Linked DNA regions of Homo sapiens: region 2 is linked to region 1. Evidence: chromatin loops called from intact Hi-C (ENCODE). Cell type or tissue: psoas muscle. All regions are shown on one strand.

What was found. A loop is a pair of places that touch in the nucleus more often than their neighbours do. Peaks named below come from ENCODE experiments on the same cell type or tissue, not always from the same donor. Only the 100,000 strongest peaks of a DNase experiment are listed, where the experiment ranks them.
Region 2: it touches region 1 in a loop (3-fold over the local background); 64 of 110 quality-filtered maps call a loop at or near these places.

The regions. Positions count from the first base shown.
Region 1 is chr11:95,066,037-95,074,036 of GRCh38, reverse strand. It overlaps SRSF8 (serine and arginine rich splicing factor 8), which reads right to left and starts at 7,118. Exons shown (of 1, transcript NM_032102.4): 1 at 2,812-7,118. The coding sequence starts at 6,810. The coding sequence ends at 5,962. RefSeq lists silencers at 4,144-4,203, 7,063-7,142 and enhancers at 5,376-5,435, 5,446-5,625, 5,933-6,042, 6,623-6,812, 6,537-7,294. In psoas muscle, CTCF peaks have their summits at 4,193 (motif pointing left) and 6,892; DNase peaks (open chromatin) are centred at 4,156, 5,346, 6,286 and 6,876; H3K4me3 peaks cover 3,968 bases; H3K27ac peaks cover 3,471 bases.
Region 2 is chr11:95,760,824-95,768,823 of GRCh38, reverse strand. No RefSeq gene overlaps it. Among named protein-coding and RNA genes, the nearest start is that of FAM76B, 25 kb to the left of the region's middle. In psoas muscle, a CTCF peak has its summit at 4,323 (motif pointing right); no DNase peak of the experiment used is centred here.

The DNA of each region.
Region 1 (8,000 bases):
GTCTCAGATGGTAATTATAGGTCCTTGTTACGGTTTAGAATATTTTCCCACAAAACTCATAGCTCACTGCAGCCTTAAACTCCTGGACTCCAGGGATCCTCTCACCTCAGCCTCCTGAGTAGCTAGGAGTACAGGCATGCGCTACCACGCCCAGCTTGGGAACTTAAAAATAGTGTTGATACCTATGTCCCACTTCCAGAGATACTGATTTAATTGGTTGAGAACCAGCAACCTATGGAGAACAGTGGTTTTCAAACTTTAGTGCATATTAGAATCACCTGGGGAGCTTGTTAAACCAGATTGCTGAGTCCTATCTTAGAGTTTCTAATTTGGTAGGTCTGGGAAGTGAGGCCCTAGAATTGGCCTCACCAATTCTGGAATTTTCTAACACGTTTCCAGGTGATACTGATTCTGCTGTTGCAAGGAGGGGAAGGACACTTTGAGAAACACTGATGTTTCATATCAAGTTCCCACAGGAGAATCACAATGGAGTTTTCTACATCCTTGCTACTTAAAGAATGGTCCATGACCAGCAGCCCTGACAATACCTGGGATTTTATTAAACATGCAGAATCTCAGGCCCCAGACCAAACTCACTGAATTGAAATCTGCATTTTAACATGATCCCCACAGGATTCAAATGTACATTTCTGTTTGAGAACCACTGTTCTGGGTTTCTGAAGCAAATCCATGCTGTATTTAGTAGATAACTCTCCTCTTGAGTAAATGACAGTTCTCCATTGGAAGCTCTTCACTTGCTCTTGGGCCCTGGCAGAGATAAAAAAAACTTGACCATAGGTGAGCATATGACCTGAGCCTCCCATCATGAGCTGGGTGATGACTGACCTAACAAGACACAAAGTGAGTCACACCTGCCAGCTCTCTGCCCTCAAGCAGAAATAAGACTGAAATGACCAAGATGGGACATGTTCTGAAGACACAAGTAAATCACATAAGCAGGTGACTTATAGTCCCCAGTATGCCTGCTCTTGCCACTCTGCTATCCTCTTCCAGTCTTCACATATAGCCTTGTAGGGAATTCTCTGGTAAGCAATTGATTGAGGAAGTAAAATTATCAAGCTCAGTTACAAATGGCTGTGCATAAGTGGCTACAACCATTAGCATGGGTCATGGTGGCATTATAACCTACACAGTATGTCCCTGAGCAATTCTGGAGAAGGGAAAAACCGTTCAAGGGGTAGAACTTTCAGTATCTCATCTTGTTATCCACTTCTCCTGGAAGAGGAACACCAAGAATAGCTAAGCCACTCTTGATGAAGACAAGATGAGAGAACTTGCTTTATTAGATATCAAGGTTTATTATAAAGCTGAAGTAATTAAGACAGTATTAGGTGCAGGCATGGAAAAAACATACTAATAGGGGCCAAGGCGGACAGATCACTTGAGCTCAGGAGTTCAAGACCAGTCTAGGCAACATGGCAAAACCTCATCTCCATAAAAAATACAAAAGTTAGCTGGATGTGGTGGTGTGTGCCTGTAGTCCCAGCTACTTGGGAGGCTGAAGTGAGATGATGACTTGGGCCCAAAAAGTCGAGGCTGCAGTTAGCCAAGATCACACCACTGCACTCCAGCCTGGGCAACAGAGCAAGATTCTGTCTCTCTCTGTCTCTGTCTCTGCCTGTCTCTCTCTCTATATATATAATACATAATTACATTATATATTTATATATTATATATAAGTATACATAATATATATGAAATATAAATAAAATATATTTTAGACTTTATATATATTCTATTTACATAAAATTATATATATGTTATATATTACAGACTATATATCTTTTATATCTTCTATATATATCTACATCTTTATATATGTATATGTATGTGTATACATGTATATATACACATACACAGTATGTATATGTATATGTATATATCTCAATAGAAATAAATAGTGAATCCAGAAGTAAACTTACCCAGTATGGATACTAATATATGGTAGAGGTGGCAGATTGGATAGGAAAGGAGTTTTCAATAAATAGTGCTTTAAAAATTGATATCCAAGTAGGAAAAAAATTATGTTAGATTTTTACCTCACCACATGCACAAAAATCAATTTCAGTTGTGTTAAAGTACTAAATGCTGAAAGACAATACTATACTGAGTATAGGAAATAATATATGAAACTATCTTTACTGCTTCAAATTAGAAAACAAGACATATAAAACACTAACCACAAAATGTTTGAAGAATTTAGCTACATTAGTGTAAAAATAACTCATCAAAAGACATCATAAAGTGAATTAAAAAACAAGCCACAGAATGGGAAAATATATTTATAGGGCATAAAGACAAATAAGATCCAGATACATAGAAAATACCTTTAAATTGTTAAGAAAAGACAGGTGACCCAATAGGAAGGTGGACAAATTATTGAAAAGGCACTTCACAAAGGAGGATATCCAAGTGGCTAAAAAACAAACAAATAAAAAGCTACAACCTTTTGGTAATCAGGGTAAAGAAAATTAAAACCAAATGAAATACCACTATATACCCATCAGATTTGCAAATATTAAAAGGTCTGACGTTAACAAGTGTTAATGAGGATGTGGAGCAAGTAGAATTCTCATCAATTGATGATAATAGTATATATTGGTAGAACTACTTTGGAAAATAGTTGAAAATTATCTAACAAAATTGAATATGTACTTGATCTATAACCCAGAAAATGCACTTTTGGGATTGATACCTGAAATATATATACACGTGTACATCAGGTTTTATGTATAAAAATATTCATTGCTTCCTTATTCAGAATAACTAAAATAGGAAACAACCCAGATGTCCATCAATAGAACAGTAAAAACTGAATTATGATTTATTAATTAGTAAAACACTACACAGCATCAAAAATAAACTCAGCCACATGCAACAATACAGAGAATCTTAAAGACATAGTATTGAGCAAAATAATCAGTACACACAAAATTCCACTTATACAAAGCTCAAAAACAAAATTAAGCAATATTTTTAGAAATGCACTTATAAATGATGACTGACCCACTATCAAGGAAAGTATTTAACATTGCTCTGAAAGTTCTGGAAATTCTTGATTTTCCTTTCTCAATTTCTACACCCATCACCACGCCCAGTCTTCCCCAACTCACTAAACAGCACCGTCATCCATTTAGCATTTCAAGCCAGTGAGAAGTCATCCTTAATTCTGCTTTTTCATTAATTTCCCTACTTCTAATCTATTACGTGTCTTATTAGATCTAAGATCAATATATTTCCTGAATATGTCTATTTATGTCCATTTCCAACACTACCACTGAAGTCTAAGCCATTGTCACCTTTCTTTCTGGATTACTGCAATAGCCTCACAGCTTCCACTCTTGACCACATACACTCCATTCTGCACTCAGCCCTCATAGTGATCATTATAAAGGATAAAATGGTGTGGCCAGTTAGCTCAGTTGGTTAGATCATGGTACTAATAAAATGCAAAACATGTCACATCACTCTTCTTCATGGGTTCATGTCCTCTGTGGGTCAGGTCTTCCACATGTAGAGTAGAGGTAGGGTATGTTCACACCTTCAATGACAACTACACATTTCTGCTCCAACAGGTCCAAAATTGTTCCTAGGTTTCAAAGTTGTTGTTTGTTTGTTTTTTTCCTTTTTCTTTTTTTTTTTTTTTTGAGATGAAGTTTTGCTCTTGTTGCCCCGGCTGGAGTGCAATGGCGTGATCTCGGCTCACCACAACCTCTGTCTCCCGGTTTCAAGCGATTATCCTGCCTCAGCCTCCGAGTAGCTGGGATTATAGGCATGCGCCACCATGCCCAGCTAATTTTTGTATTTTTAGTAGAGACGGGGTTTCACCATGTTGGTCAGGCTGGTCTTGAGCTCCTGACCTCAGGTGATCCACCTGCCTTGGCCTCCCAAAGTGCTGGGATTACAGGCGCGAGCCACCATGCCCGGCCACAGGTTTCAAAGTTTTTAACGTATAAAGAGTTGCTGATTTTAACATCATATTTTGGTCACGTTTAAGATGTTCTACAGATATTTTTGCTTCAAAGCTTCAAACTCCAGCTATGCCTGGGTCTCATTCTATCCCCAGAAATTGACAATGCTTCCCTACCCTTAGGGCTGCCCCGTCCCCGTCCCACTCGGTCCCATTTAATAAATATACCTCACCTCCCTTCGCCACCTGCTGGACGCGAGGGGCTACTACGATGCCATGGGTGTCCTGATTTTTTATTTCTCAGACAGGACTGCTCTGTGTGTGTCTTTGGATTCTACGTAGATTTATATTTGTAAAATATTACATTTGTCATGACCAGAAGAAATGTCATTATCGTAAAATTTAGATTCTGGAGTCTATATATGAAAGCAATACTAACTACTAACTGTTATAACAACAAAATGTGGGATGTATATCTACAGACCACAGCCACCTTGCCAGTTCATTCAAGAATCGAACCCTGGATTTAGCAGTTTCTGCACAAAGGGAATGAAATATTTTTAATTGATAATTCAGTCAAAAATATTAATGAAGATCCATATGATTGAAAGAATAAATTTATTCAATTGGCTCCAATGTAATCCTATTGTCACCAGATCATTGACACCAAATTGTTATTTTTCCCTTTGCTAGTAAAGGTATAAGCAGAAACAATTGCAAAAGAACACATAACATCTAGTAGGGATAATGATGAAAGCCAAAAATGGATTATTTGAAAATAATTTTGGAAGTAAAAAAACCATAGGTGTGAGGAAAAAAGAGAGAAACTACAAATAAACTGCATTGTGATAAAACAATAAAGCACATAGCTAAAAGCCTATTAAGGATTTTTTAAAAATTATATTTTGAGAAACACTTGGTGCTAATAATTTTCTCAAAAGTACAAATATCCAAAAGTCATACAGAAAATAAAACAACCTACTTTCCATCAAAAGTTTCTAATTTTATTCTGAGAAAAGATAACACCAAGAAAACAATTTTAACTACAGAAACAATGGTTAGCGTAAAAAATTAATAATCAAAAAGATAAACCATGTTATAAGTACTTAACAAACTTATAAACTATTTCTTCCATAACATTCTCCATATTTTAAGTTCATACATGTTGATATGATCAGATTTACAATTTTTCAGAAAAGACGGGGGAAAAGGTGTGATTATCGTCAGCTAGATGTGCTCACTGCATGCTCCATTATTTATCTGCAAGGCCTGGGTGACTGGAAGTGCAGTTGACAGGCATTTTAATAAACTGGACAGCCATTTGTTCTTCAGGACAAGGCGTGTTTTCCCCAGGAGCAATCAGAAGAAAACAGGAAGCAGCTCAGCACTCTGCACTGCAACAGGCCACCTTAATAGCTAACCAGCATCACTCAACTGCTACGCAGCCGGGCCTGGTGCACAAAAACACAAAAGAGATTAGACCTGTGTTTGCTAAAACCCCAGTCCTTTCACATGAAAAATCTTTATACAAATTTGGGTCACACTACCTTTTAGACCTGGAGGTAAATAAAATTATCCATATTAATTTACACCACCTTTTGTAGGTTTTTAAGGAATGAAGGCAATGTTGAAGCATGTCTTGACAGCGTTAGGCTGTGTGTAATGGCTGCACACGTTTCCTTAAAAGTCAGGAGGCCACAAATTAGGTTACCAATCTGTTCATTTCAAACCAAAACAGTCATCACTATAGAAATAAAAATAAATTTTTGCCTCAAATATCCAAACCCAATAACGTAATCTTAGGTCGTTCACCTCCTAAGTTACAATAAAATGTGAATAACAACAAAACGGCACATAGAATGAATTTTGCCACCTGATGCAAAGCTTCAAACTGGCAAAAAGGTAGAAAAGTGTGACACAACCTTTTCAATAGGCAGCCTCTTCTTCCAGGGACGTTGCTTCCATAGACTGAGTATGTGATCCTTTTCCCCCAAGTCCTCCATCACGTTGCTTCCTGATGCATCATTTTCTTAAGAGGACATCTGTCCTTCCTCTTCAGGAGACTTGGGGGGCCTCTTGGATCGCGACCTTGACTTGGATTTCCTCTTGGATACCCGGGGAGGACTCCTGGTCATAGATGAAGACCTGGACCGCGAGCGAGACCTGGAGACCGAGGAGGACTTGGATCGTCGCGCAGAGCTCGATTTGGAGGTTGATGCAGAGCGAGAGCTAGTGGAGGACCCAGACTTCGAGTGAGACCGGCTGCTGTGATATCGGCTGTAGCGAGAGTTACTGTAACCAGATGAGCTGTAGTGAGATCCGCCGTAGCGAGATTCCCTGTAGCGAGATCTGCTGTAGGGAGAGCGGCTGTAGCGCGACCGGCTGTAAGGAGATCGGCTGTAGGGAGACCGGCTATAGCGAGAACCCCTATAGCGAGATCGGCTGCGGGACCTGGAGCAGCTGGGACCCCGGGATCGGCTGCGGTGTCGCCGCCTGGGGCTGCGGCTCCGCCGCCCGTAGCTGCGGCTCCGCCGTCCGTAGCCGCCGCCTCTGGACCTGCCGCGTGGCTCTCCCTGGCGGCTGCGGGGCAGGTCCCGGCGGCCATAGCGCGCCACCTGCACCCGCAGCTCGCGTCCGTCCAGCTCCGCCCCGTCCATGGCGGCCTCGGCGTCTTGGGCGTCGCGCCGGTCGTGAAAGCGGACGAAAGCGAAGCCCCGGGGCGCCTTGGTGTGGGGCTCCCGCGGGATGTACACGTCGCCCACGCGCCCGTACTTCTCGAACACGCGCCTCAAGCTGTCGGGAGAGGTGCGGTAGGTCAGGTTGTCCACCTTGAGGGTGATCATGCCGTCCACGTCGGGAGGGGGGCGGCCGCAGCTCATGGCTCCGAGAGCAGCCCGGGCCCGGAAACTGGCGCTGCTCTGGGCGCTGACGGTGCGACCTGCGTTTCTTTCTCGCGGTTGCGCCCCGCGTGGGGACGCCGGGAAAGGCCGGGCGGAGAGGCGGGCGGCGGAGCTCCGCAGGGAGCGCCCTGGAGCAGCAACTTCCGAGTTCCCAATTTCAGGCCAAATACTCCAGGACCCAGAGGAAGGTTTCCTTTTGGTAGCTGAACTCCAAATGAAGCCAGGCCCCGAAGATCCTGGCCTTGTACCTGGGCAACATCCTAACCTAATCAGCGCCCAGCTAATGTAATCACTGGGCTGGATTTACATTAGACGTCCCACCCTCCCATGCTCCTCCCTATTATTCTACGTTTTAAACCAATCTTAAGAACAAAGCTAACTGATTAAAGGTCAATTTATGGGAACAGGCAATCCAGACAAATATTAAACAAAAGAAACCTAGGGCAACAATATTAATATCCAGTGTATTGATAGGATCAAAGGAGCACATTTCATAGTTATTGAAAAGAAAATTCACTAGGAAAACATTACAGTGATGAACTTAACGCACCTAAACACATAACAGTGACACATAGCCAAGACTGAGAGTTATAAGGTAAAACTGAAAAATCTGCACTCATGATGGAAGTTTGTTTTTTCCCCGTAACACCGTTTTCTCAGAAATCAATAGTGCAGAGAACAAAACTAGTAATGCTATAATAATTTGCACAACAAACAACAATTTTGATCATATAACCTGCAACAACCAAAAATATATAGAAAACAGAAGAATTTCCCAATACAAGACTACAAAATAAATGTCAATTAAAATTTAATAGGTCAATAAATTCAGCACATCTGGACCTCAGTGAAATAATATTGAAGGTTAAAAATAAAAAACCTGAATCCAATCATATTTACTTGAAAATTAATAACCACATTTCTAAAACTTTTTTTATGTTGAAGTCAAGCAATTAGTAAAACAAAACCAAAACAAAAAATAAAACATTAAAATAAAAATAGAATTACAAATAAAAGGGACAATATGTTTTTTTAAAAAGATGATTAATAAAACTGAAATCTAACACTTTTAAAGAAAAAAACAATCTAGCAATACTGATGAAGAAATACAGTTTCTAAATCTGGAAAGGAAATATACAGAAAGGGCCTAGAGCATCTTGGAGTGCTGG
Region 2 (8,000 bases), 690 kb before region 1:
GGTATTGGCAGGATTGCTTCTTTCTGGAGGCTGTAGGGGAAAATCTGTTTTCTTGCCTTTTCCAGCTTCTAGAGCTGCATTCCTTGCATGCTATGAGCTCATTGACCTTTATCTTCAAAGCCCAAATTGTAGCATCTCAAATCTCTCTCTGCTGCTGTCATCATACCTTCTCAGAGTGTCTCCCTCTGTTCCCTCTCATAAGGACCTTATGAGAACATTATTGGCTCCACCTGCACAAACAACGTAGTTTTTCCATCTCGAGTTCTTAACCTAGTCACATCTGCAAAGTCCCTATTGTCATATAAGGTAATGTATTCACTGGTTCCAAGGGTTCGGGCATGGACATATTGGGGGACCATTATTGAGCCTACATAGCTTCATCTACATTTTACCCCCTTTTTCCAGTATGAAACCCTGAAACAACAGATACATGAGAGAAGTTTAGGCCAAACATTAGAAACTATTTTCCTGTCTGTCCATTCAGACCACTTTAGTGCAATAGTTATTTTTCCTGGAAGAAATAAATTTGCATCTAATTGAGCAAGTATTTCAAGCTATAGTTAAGTTTTTGAAAGCTTTGGAACATGACTAGTACCATGCTAGATTGTTTGATAAGTTAAAAGTTGAAGGTGTGATTCTTTCATTTGTAGACTAGGTGGGCAGATACTGTGCTTGGGAAAAAATCTGGAACCTAACTTTGGTATTATAAAGTGTAGTAAAAGCTAACAGCTTTTAGCAAGGGCATTTCAAGACTTCAGGTGTAGTCCCTTGTTTCTCAAACGTTAGTATACATCAGAGTTACCTGGAGGGCATGATAAACACATGTTGCTGGACCTTATCCCCAGTTTTCTGATTCAGTGGGTCTGGGATGGAGCCTAAGAATTTTCAGTTCTCAGTTCTCAGGTAATGCTGCTTCTGGCCCAGAGCTCACATTTTGAGAACTATCATTTTAATATTCCCTGCATTTCCCATACAAACTATACCATTGGGTAGGTAAGTAGTAGATGGGGGGTAGTTTCTCTTTAAAACATTCTAATGAAAAAGGAAGGATGGAATTGCAACATCACTATTTTGCAACCTCTCATGGAGTTAAGGATTGGTCATCAGCAGCTACTGACAATACACAAACACATTCTTAAGTGCTTTCTGATGGAGGAATACACTGCTACCTATAAAGTTTTGCCAAAAAGAATCAAACCTAAATCTGACGAAGCATCTACCAATTAACCAAAAATAGAAAGGATGGAAGATCATGTTGAGTGACACCAAAAGGATACAGTTGGCACAGTTGTTCAATAAGTTGCAAGCAGAGGGAATCAGTGGAGGGAGAACCTATAGTATAAAAGGTACTTAATATAAACCAGTCACAATATGTGACCCTGATATGGATCTGGAATCAAGAAATTAAAAATTTTTAACATGTATGAGAACTGAAAATTTGAACACTGGTTATGTAATGATTTTAAGGAATTAAGTACTGTTAACTTTTCAGATGTGATGATGGTGTTGCAGCTATCTTTTTAGAGTCCTAGAGACACCTACTAAAATATTTATAATGAAATGGTATGATGATTGGTATTTGCTTCAAAATAGTATAGGGAGGGAGATACGAGAATATAAATGAAACAGGATTGGGTGTGAGTTGTTAATTTTTGAAACTGGGTGATAGTTATATGGTGGTTTATTATACTATATTCAACTTTTGTGTAAATTTTTTCTTAATAACAAGTAACACTACCACCATCACCCCTGCCTGCCAAGTTACGCTCAATTTGAACAATACATGCTTATTGAAAAAAAAAATGCACAGCACAAAAATCAGGAGAAAAAAGAAAAAACCACTCACAGTTCTCCCAGGTGACATATTTGTTTCTGTTTTATATGTTTTCTTGCAGCATTGTGAGTAATGGCTATGATCATGCCACAATGTAATTCTGGTTCCTGTTTCCATTCTTCCTTTCTCCCCCTACTTAACAAAAACAATTTCCACACTAAAACAACAACAGCGATTATTTGTTGTCATTTCATAGCTGTGCATGTGAGGCATTTAAGACCACTATTAAATATTTAAGACGACTTTTTAGTGTAATGTCAGGTTTCAAATCCCACTTTGCCATTTGCTAGCTAGGTGTCTTGGAGGTGTACTTAATATCTCTGAGTTTCAGTTTCCTCATCTGTGTAATTACAGAGTTATTAATGAACATTAAGGTAAAGTATTGATACACAAAGCACTTTACATAATATAATAATAGATTTATAATATGACTTTTAATCAATTAAAAATAATACATAAGGTAATATAAAGGCTAACTACCTTTTCAACTTTGGAGCATGTCCCTTGATGCAGTCGATGAAAATTCTATTAGGGTTGATTAATGGCATCATAGTTTTCAGCCATGGAAACTTTTTTTTTTAAATAAAATCTTATCAAGAGTCCCAATATATAAAACAAAAGCTGATACACTGGTTGACGTCGAGGCAAGGATTGGTATCCCTTTCATAGTAGGATCAAACATGGCAGATGCTGGTACTGTGTCCTTGATCCTTGATGCGACATAATTTAAATGTCACAGTTATTTGAATTATATCTGAGTTTTTGCTAATTTTTAATTGAGAATCTCAATGAGTGATATCTTACTGTATAGACATTTTCATTTCAGGGAGGTGAATTTCCTGTTAAATTTAATTATCAGTTGAACATGTGTTATGTGCTGCTATGCACCAGTCACTATGCTAATTACTACAAAGATGCAAAGATAAATCTTATTCCCAGGAGCTCATAATCTAGAAGAGACAGCTAGGTAAATAAATCATTGCAGAAAGTATAATAAAGTATAGATATTCACAAATGTTTACATTAGGGAGGGACTTACTAAGATGAAACCATTTTGTGTAAAGAGAAAAAATGTCCAAAGGTTCATGACTTCTAGAACATCACATTTGCCTGTTTTTTTTGTTTGTTTGTTTTGTTTCGTTTTTTAACCCCTTACCTTTCGTGATGCTTTTCAGTTTCTTTTGTTGGTTCCTTCTCTTATCCCTTACATGGAATGGTTGGAGTTGCTCAGGGCTCTTTTTTTGCTTTCTTGGTAAACTCATTAATATTACCTATAAGCCTAATGACTCCCAAACTTACAGTAACGGCCTAGACCTCTCCCCCTAATTTCCAGAATTTCTATTCAATGAAACTTGGTATCTCCATCTGGGTGTCTTACAAAGGCTCTCAAGTTTTACACGTCCAAAATGATGTACTCTTTATCTGCACTCCCCAGTCCAAACAACTACCAAGGCAGCCACTCTGCTATCTTCCCATCTCTGATAATGGCAACTCAATTTTAGTTGTTACAGGCCAAAATCCTTGATGATATTGTTGACTCTTTTTCTCCCACTTCATGGCTGTTCTTTGAAAAGTTCTGCAAGCTCTAACTTCAAGTTTGACCTTTTTTTTTTTTTTTTTTTTTTTGTCATCTCCAATCCTAACTGGTATCTCTGTTGTCTGCAGTCTGTTCTCAACAAAGAGTGATCCTATTAAAAGATGTCATGTCATGTTATCCCTCTATTCCAGTGGTTCTCAACTGAGGGTGATTTTGCTCCCCTGGGGATATTTGGCAATGTCCGGAGACATTTTTGATTATCACACTGGTGGGGTTGGGGAGAGGTTGCTACTAGCATCAAGTGAGTGGATGCCAGGGATGCTGCCAAATATTCGACAATGCACGAAACAGCCCTATGCAATAAAGAATTTGTTAACTGAAAATGTCAGTAGTCTCAGCCGAGGGTTGAGAACCCCTGCTTAGTTCATTGGCACTGCTATAACATAACACCTTAGATTCGGTAGCTTATGAACATTAGAAATTTATATCTCATGGTTGCAGAGGCTGGGAAGTCCAAGATCAAGGAATTGGTAGATTCTGTGTGTGATAAGGACCCATGCTCATAAACAACCTTCTTGCTGTGTCTTTACACGGTGGAAAGGGCAAGGCAGCTCTCTGGGGCCTCTTTTTTAAGGGCACTAATCCCATTCATTGGATCAGATTTCTCATGACATAATCATCTCCAAAAGGCCTCACTTTCTAATACCATCACCTTGGTGATTAAAATAAAACATATAAATTTGGGAGGGAATGCAAACATTCAGACCATACCAGCTGCTCTACTCAAAACTCTAAAATAGTTTTACATCTCAGCTCTTATAATGGCCTAAAAGCCCTGTAAGAAAAGTCTTTATACCACACTACAGCTATTCTCCACCTCTTTTCTTTAATTCTGTAAATATTAAGAGGAAATAAAATGTATTTAAAAGTGTTAACCCTTTTTCTTAAAATTCCTACCTATTTCCACTAGGGGGAGGGCTTCACTACTAAATAATACAGTATTTTCACTTGCCACGTTGTTACAGGAGTCACTGTAATCAGAGCAAGCATCCTCATACTCTTTGTAACAATGTTTCATTATGTACGGTAACCCATTTTCAGATGCAATTTATTTTTCACAATTCCAGTGTACATTTTTTTTTCCATTCGATAAAAGTGAGTTTTAAAATATAATTTTGTCTTTGAATGGATTGTTTTTGAATTTGCAAATACTATTTTAAGGAGTTGCTTTAAAGATTTCCATACTGGATTTTTTTGTGCACATTTCTTTCCCTCTAAATCCAGTCCTACTGATGCACTAGGTGCAACATTTATTTGGTCCCTCCTTCATCTATCTGTGAGGAAGTTCCTGCACCCAGTATACCCAGGGGTAACATAATAGGTTAAGAAATCATCAATTCTAAATCAGAAGCCTACTATCTCCAACTAAGCCATTGTCTCCTAGAGAGACATGACATGGGCACTGCATTATTGAGCTTTTCATTGTCAATGCACCCCTGGAAGCCTGGAATTCTACAGTACACAACCTGTGCAGCCATGAAACCAAGGCTGAGGCTTGGATTACCCCCTGGGCTAGAAATAGGCTTTGAATCAAGCCATCGCATGTATTAAATGCCTCCTAAATGATCGTTCTTTGTAGATGTTGCTCATTTTTGCACATTCTATGTGACATGAATTTTTCTTCAAGAGGATTATTAGGCCTCCCCTATTATTCATGGAACAATGTCTACTGGGACATCAAGGGTTCATAAGGGCTGGACCATTCACCTTCTGTTGTGACCCCCTCTTTTATCAATGCAGCTAGAAAAACTGTACAGTTTAGAAAATACCTGAAAAGTGATGACTGAAACTGAAAACGATGAGGTGGAACAGCAGTGAGAAGGTAACCTGAGAAACCTGGAAAGTAGCTGAAAGGAAGGTGGGGCACTGGGAAAAGTGGAGTTCATACAAAAACCAAACACCAGCCGGGTGTGGTGGCTCACGCCTGTAATCCTAGCACTTTGGCAGGCTGAGGCGGGTGGATCACCTGAAGTCAGGAGTTTGAGACCAGCGTGACCAACATGGAGAAACTCCATCTCTACTAAAAATACAAAATTAGCTGGACATGGTGGCACATGCTGGTAATCCCAGCTACTCGGGAGGCTGAGGCAGGAGAATCGCTTGAACCCTGGAGGCGGAGGTTTCAGTGAGCCGAGACCGCACCATTGCATTCCAGCCTGGGCAACAAGAGTGAAACTCCGTCTCAAAAAATAAAAATAAAAGAAATAAAACCAAACACCAAGCCAGCATAATTACTGCATCCAACTTTTGTTTATATTAAAATGACTTTTAATACAAGTGTGACTTAGTCTGGGGTCATGGCATAACCATTCTGTAGCTAGGTGCTTTTATAGTCAAACTAACAGTCAAAACTCATAACCAGTAAATATATATATAATATGTGTTTGTGTGTATATATATGCTAAATGAAGTCTGCATTCTTATTTTCAAATTGTCTTAAGTTCTTTTTGCAATATACATTTTATTCAAATGGAAGGTTTAAAAATGGCTGCAGGAATTTAGAGAATTTTAGAAATCATTTCCAAGTGCCTCTCAAATGGAATGAAATGTATTTAATATGGTGTTTTCCTTACATCACCTTCTGATTTCCTTCAGCATAGCAACTCTGAGCAATCAGAAGCCGCAATGCAGGCCTCTGATGTCATCAGCTGCCTGCTCCTATGGTTACCAAGATGGGCCCACAATTTCTGATCATCTATGTCAATGAAGTGGCCTGTTTCCTAGACTATAAGTATGTGAGTAGTTTTATAGAGTGGAGGGATAAAAGGGCATTTGTCCGTATTTAATTTTTCCTTTGAGTAAAGAAGTAGGAGGATTTTGTAATATGACTTATTTTTAAAACAAAATGCACGTTTTCTGTTACCTCAATAGCTAGGCTTTCCATATACTTATCTCAAAGTACTAGAGTAAGAAAAGCTTTAGGAGCATTTGAAAAGGAGTGAAAAACAAACATTTTATTTGGAAATAGGGCTGTGAATTCAGCTTGGGCATACAGATCACTTATCATAGGATATGAGATTAAAATTCATGATTGAGACAGCAAGGTACCAATAGATACCAAGGTGAGGTGAGCCACACTCAGAAACTTGCAAAACGGAGGTAGCTGAAAACTCAGGACACAATTCTTATTCCCTCACCAGAACTGAGGGGCTAAAGAGGTTGAGAGTGGTACCCAGGAAAAGATTTGGAGAGAGATGAGATGTAAGCCCTTCCTGTCTATCCAAGGAGGTAGGTTTGGGGTGTTTTCCCCACCAGAAGTAAAGATTTTCAATGAATTCACCTGAAGAACTTGTTAAATTCCATGTCTCTGGTCGGGGACAACATGGTCTGGTGTCCAACTGCCCCTGAAAAATCTAAAATCTGGCATAGCTGGCCAGCTTTTCTGATGGTACCAACAAAGAAAATGCCATCGCATTGAGATCGTCGTCCATCCTCAGAGATTATTGAGTCAAGGATATATGAATATTGTGTCCAATTGGGAATATGATGTATCTGGCTTGGAGTTATTCTAAATTTTGCTCAAGATGATGGCTTTGGGTGGGTGGGAAGTGAGAAGTGAGGGAGTTCCAGCAGAAAGTCTTTAATTGAATAGTTGAGATAAAACCTGAGCTTTTAGGGGAGCGGTGAGCCATAGGAAAATGTCCATGCTATGGAAAGTACAATAAAAAGTTCTCAGTGACTTGGAGGGAGATCTCAAAAGAACACATAAAAGCACCAATCCAGCTACCCATCCCATCACAAGAGAAGGAATCAGCTCCAAACATTTGCCAAATTCAGAGAGTGAAGCTATATTATAATAACACCATTTCAGTAAAAATTCCCACTTCTTTACTGCTCCAGCTTCCCCCTGCTTTGGCACTAGCTGGGCCAGAAATACAAGCTGGAGGAAGAGGACAAATGCCAAGTAGGGGAAGAGAATGACCAGGGCCTCTCTCCCCACCTACTGCAAATGGCTGGCATACAGCAGTCCTCAGTTATGGAAAAGAAGACATCTTAGCTTTAAAACTCAGATATGGTATGAATTACCAGTCCCCACAAATTTGCCCCACGAGTCATGCCTTCCAGTATTCACACCATGTGTAGTTCCCTGCTGCATTGATCTAGGATGGCCCTGTGTCTCCCTTTAACCAGTATAATGCAAAGGAAGTGACACTGTGTCCGTTCTGTGCCTAAGCCTTGAAAGGGTCTGGCAGTTTCCAGTTTTGTGCTCTTGGGAGAACTTCATATATAAAGCACAGCTGTGCTGCTAAAAAGACCACATGGAAAGACCACATGGAGTGGAAAATTCTGAGGCTACATGGAGAGGGAAAGAAGACCAGCTGTCCTACCCAAGTTGAAGGTCAATTTGATTTCATCTGTATCCACACCCAACTTCCCACAATTATCTCCAAGGAAATCCTAATCATCATATCATTTTATTCATAAGTATTTAATATATGTTTCTAAACAAAAATATTATTTCTAAAAATATAATCTTAATTTCATTATCTCATATAATTTCTTAATATCAATTATCAGTGTTCAAACTTTCTTAAGAGACCATGTTTTAGTTTGTTAAATTAAGATCTA